2 separate regions of the Homo sapiens genome follow, and region 1 is linked to region 2. A link is a loop called in an ENCODE intact Hi-C map of the cell type or tissue named here. Cell type or tissue: Caco-2. All regions are shown on one strand.

The links. Peaks named below come from ENCODE experiments on the same cell type or tissue, not always from the same donor. Only the 100,000 strongest peaks of a DNase experiment are listed, where the experiment ranks them.
Region 1: it touches region 2 in a loop (5-fold over the local background); 2 of 110 quality-filtered maps call a loop at or near these places.

Annotation. Positions count from the first base shown.
Region 1 is chr11:87,462,595-87,465,094 of GRCh38, reverse strand. All of the region lies in intron 2 of LOC107984361 (a long non-coding RNA gene), which reads right to left. Among named protein-coding and RNA genes, the nearest start is that of LINC02711, 260 kb to the left of the region's middle. RefSeq lists a silencer at 1,391-1,480. In Caco-2, a CTCF peak has its summit at 1,404 (motif pointing left); DNase peaks (open chromatin) are centred at 1,364 and 2,104.
Region 2 is chr11:87,809,542-87,812,041 of GRCh38, reverse strand. The region is part of intron 3 of LOC107984361 (a long non-coding RNA gene); the gene reads right to left. It also overlaps a transcript of RAB38 not described here. Among named protein-coding and RNA genes, the nearest start is that of LINC02711, 91 kb to the right of the region's middle. In Caco-2, no CTCF peak of the experiment used is centred here; no DNase peak of the experiment used is centred here; H3K4me3 peaks cover 360 bases.

The DNA.
Region 1 (2,500 bases), 350 kb after region 2:
CGCTCTTGTGGCCAAGAGGCTCTCAGAGTCACCTGTACTGACATCATCAAGACACTGAAGCAATGCTGAAGGCATCGAACTCCAGATTTCTTGTTATGTGAAAAGAATAGTGTCTCTTTATATAAGCCACTTCAAGTTGAGTTTTCTGTTCCTTGCTATCAAGTGCATTCCTAAACTGCTGTGTGTGAGCGATGTAAATAAAGGGACTACAGGAGTCTACAGTATTTACTAAATATTGGTTCTATCCTCCCCACCCTCCCCATGTGTCTTCTCCTCAAAATATACTTAGTACTAATCTATACCATTGAATTATTCATATTTAGAGTGGGATTTGGCCTGAGAATATGCATCCAGACTGGATTTTGAGGCCTCTGCAATGTTTCTTCTACCCCGACCACCTGCACACTGAGGTTAAACTCCCAGTCAATGAGAGTCCAGCCAGTTGGTTATACTCCATATGAGTCATAAGTGTCCTATCCCCAACCACTCTTTCCTCCATTCCCTGTCTTCCCTCATTCTCTTCCCCCATCCTTCTTTCAGCCTGCCTGAATCTCTTCCATCCTTCCTTTGCTGGGTGCATCCCCACCATCTCCCTGAGATACCTTTTCTGATGCGATCAGGAATGGCCAGGAGAGAAAAGAGAGTCATGTGACACAAATTTAGTTGCCCCATTTGGCAATGGTGATGGGCAGGCAGAAAAGCATGTCTAGTCCAGGGAAACCTTGGAAATAAGGGATACAGAGTTTTATAATCAATATATTAAAAAAAAAAAAAAAAAAAAACTCTGCAAGGCAGATGCAGAGCAGCCACCAGGGCTTCACTTTGACCCTGGCAGTCAGGAGAACAAAAAAGCTGGAGAGCCAAGGTCACCCAGGAGCTACCTTAGAGGTGGGTAGAAGAAGCATCCAGGGAATAGAGAAAACAAAGACAGGAACCACAGTGCAGATGGTAGCCTCAGAAGCTCCACAAGGTCCCTGGCCAAAGAGAAAAGAAATTGAATTCCCCTTCCTGTGTCCATGTGTTCTCATGGTTCAATTCCCACCTATGAGTGAGAACATGCGGTGTTTGGTTTTTTGTCCGCACATGTACCCTAAAATTTAAAGTATAATTTAAAAAAAAGGAAAAAAAAAAAGCAATAAATAAATAAATAAATAAATACGGGAGCTACGAAAAAAAAAAAAAGAAAGAAATTGAATTGACCAAAGCTTTGAAATAATTTGTCCCCACCTGCCATACCTCTCAGGATGGGTGGAGGGGGTCAACCATCTGCCAGTTGACCAGATAATCAATGAAGGATGAGAGGACAGTCCACATCAGCCCTTCAGGTAGAATACCTTGGACATGTCAGAGGCTGCCATACAGACCTGGTTGTGCTCATCTTGGGTAAATTGTGACACCTACTGGCTCATAATGGAGAAAACCCATGCTTCACTTTGGTAAAAAGTTCCCTGGTGCTAGTGTGATGCAAATGTCTCCCAGATGGACTAGACTCTTTGCTAGTGAGAAATTATATACCTTTCAGGTTCTATGGCCATGCCCAGATTCAGTTTCCCATGACCACAGTTGTCTGGAAGGACAATGGAAATAACCAGAGGACAAGCCACTGTAATAAGAAGTGGTCACGGAGAATGGCCCAATGCAGAGATTTGAGTTCTGGTTCTGCCTGTGTCTCTTTGTGGCCTGAAGACATTAAACAAATCACTTCTTCTATTTCGCTGTCACTTTTGTTGTTGGTTATCTTTTCAAAGGAATGTGTTACCCTTGTTCTGTCTACCTTAGAGTTTATGTGTAAAGAATCAAAAGAGAGAGCCTTGTTGAAGCAACAAACGTGTTTTTGTGTTTTTTAACAAGCATTTAAGTATCTCAAACTACCATACTTCTGGAGACATATACCTGTACATATACATACGAACATAAATATGCATAGCAGTATTGATACAAAAGTGAATAAGCCACAATTCCAACCTAGAAAGACACATACATGTAAACCAAATGTAAGCCAAAAGTAAAATTCTAAGGTCCCCTAACCATCTGAATGGACTTCCTCGTCAGCCAGGGCACCCTTAAAATTTAACCTGAAAGACTGGTTCAGGCCATGATGGGAAGTGGGGGTCAGACATGCCTCATTATACCTCTCTGGCATTAACATCAACCGACTTTAAGTCTGATAAAGAAACATTTTACAGCCTATTCTTTCTGAAGCCTACTACCTGAAGGTTTCCTCTGCAAATAAGAACTTTGGTCTCCACAATCCTTTATCTTAACCCAAATATTCTTTCTATAGATCCCAGGTCTTTAGATAAACTGAACCAGTTGTCAACTAGAAAACTTTTAAATATACCTATAAGCTGGAAGCTCCCACTTCAAGTTATCCCACCTTTCTGGACCAAACCAATGTGTTTCTTAAATGTACTTGATTGAAGTCTCATGCCTCCTTAAAATGTACAAAACCAAGCTGCATCCCAGTCACCTTGAGCACATGTTCTCAGGACCTCCTGAG
Region 2 (2,500 bases):
CCTCTGGCAAAGCTTTTTGGAGCCAGATTGATCTGAATTTCCACAAGGATACAAAATGTATTCATTATGTAAGTGAAATAAACAACAGAAATTCAGATGGCTCACTAAAATTACTACCTGAAAAAGCTACTATTTGAAATTGTACACATTTCATTTTCTCCCCAATTTCAATCACTTTTCAACCATAAAAGATCACCAGGAAATTTCTTACATTTTTATAACTCTTATGTACTTAATATATAAAATATGAGTAATATGTATTTAAGGGAAGTTTTTAGAATTTTTCAAATAATAAATATAATCCCTGGTGACTTTTTCTTTCCCCTGGAATTTAAAAAGCAACACAATAAAAGGTTTAAGACAACCACAATGAGGGAACAATTATGAAGAGAAAAGAGGAAAAATAAATGTTCACCGTACAACTGAGAGCAGCAGCCCCTGAAAGATTCTACAGCAAAGAAAGTGGGTAAAGGAGTAAATATTCCAAATAGAGGGCCCTGCAAGCAAAAGAGGTACAGACCATAACGTGGTTCTTAAAAATAGGGATGGAAATCAGGCCTGAAGAGGTAAGAAGAGGCCAATTGTGTAGGTATTTTATATTCATGAATTTGTTACAGGTAGTTAGATAGGCATGAGCGTGGTTCCCCAATTATGACACTGCCTTTCTAACAATGATAATTCGGCAGCTGGCACCAGGGCACCTGGGAGAGACACTCTCTTGATGATCCACAGCTACTGACATTTTAGTGTTAACTGAATGCAGAGGCCAGGGAGAAGAAAATTCCTGGGCATGTGCTCTAAGAGGAAAAATGGTGAAGTGTGACTTCCAGGGACACTCCACTAGAAAAAGCCTCAGATGGGCATGTGTACAATTTCGTAGACACGCTGCGTGTGCTCAGTTCCCAGGGGTAAGGAGGGCACTGCACATGCAGGAAACCCAGCCTAAGGGAGAATCTTGGGAAAGAGGAGAGCCTACAAAGTCTTAGGATCAGAGTTAAACGCCCTCTTTTTGACATTCAGGTGCCCACTTGTGTCTCTTCAGGCAACTTTTCCTTTCTTTCCTGTTCTAAAGCCTTTTTAAAATAAACTTCCACTCCTGGTCTGAAACTCGCCTCAATCTCTTCTGCCTTATGCCCCTCAGCTGAATTCTTTCTTCTGAGGACGCAAGAATTGAAGTTGCTGCAGACATGTACGGATACACTGCTGTATCCACCGGTAAAAAGGTTTTTTTTTTTTTCCTTCTATTCATTGTGCTGTTGAAAATTTCAAGCAAGTAGGTGTATGACCCTATTTACATTTCAGAAAGAAAGATTTATGAGTAGACTCTATTTGCTATCTACATGTATGCTAATAGAACTTTGCCCCTACCACAGTGGAAAGAATGTAACCATTGGCTCATAGAATTATTAACAACAAAGTCACACCGTTAGGACCAGTTTTCCTCCACTTTTTGATTACTGGCTAACTTAAAATATATGGTACATATTCTTCCTTATTTTTTTACTGCATGATACCATGTATATGACATGTTGAATAACACAAAATAATAGGGATTATTGGTACATACAACATAGATGAATCTCGAAATAATTATCCTTAATGAAAGATGCCAAAGACAAGTTCACACTGTATGATTCCATTTTATAAAAGCTCTAGAGCTAGACATGGTGGTGCATGCCTATAGTCCCCGCTACTCAGGAAGCTGAGGTGAGAAGATCACTTATGCCCAGGAGTTCAAGTCAAGCCTGGGCAACATAGTAAGACCCCATCTCAAAAGAAAAATAATAAAAATCTAGATAATTGAAGCAAGTTTATAGTGATAGAAAGAGTGACAGTAGGTGTCTGGGGATATTTTCAACAAAAAATAGGAAAATAGAAGTAAAAAAAGAAAAAGTAAAGTCTACTTTCCCCTTATATCTCCTATCTCCTCTGTGTCTGTATGATAATAGACAATCCAATTTTTTTCAGAAATTTTGAAGTATTATTGGAAAAATGTTTCCCTTAGTTATTTTACATGTTTGAGAACTGACAGATAATGAAATTCATAGAATTTAAGAGTAGCTTATTCAGACAGCAATTTCAATTAATATCTGCTTTTTATTACTTTTAAATTCAAAAGAGATATAATATTTTGAAACTGGATAAATCTAATGTCAATCTTTTCTAGGTTATAAAGAATAGGAAAGAACTTGAAAAAAGAAACTATCAACATTATAATTGAAGTTATTTTATTTTCTGGATTTAATGGCCTCCAAATTGTTAAGCAAAAAACAAATTGAGGATAAAATGACAGAAAAATAAAACTAGCTTTGTGAATAAACCATTTATCTTCCCAAAACTTATTTTTTTTTCAGAGCTTTCAACTGTAGGTAATTTCTGCTTCCTCTGATTATTCTTTTAAAAATAGAACTACTGTCTTTGAGATTCAGGAAATGGAAAGATTGCCCAGGTTGAATAAGATTTTCTGTCTTTTCCCATGTGAATGTATGTCTTGATTTAG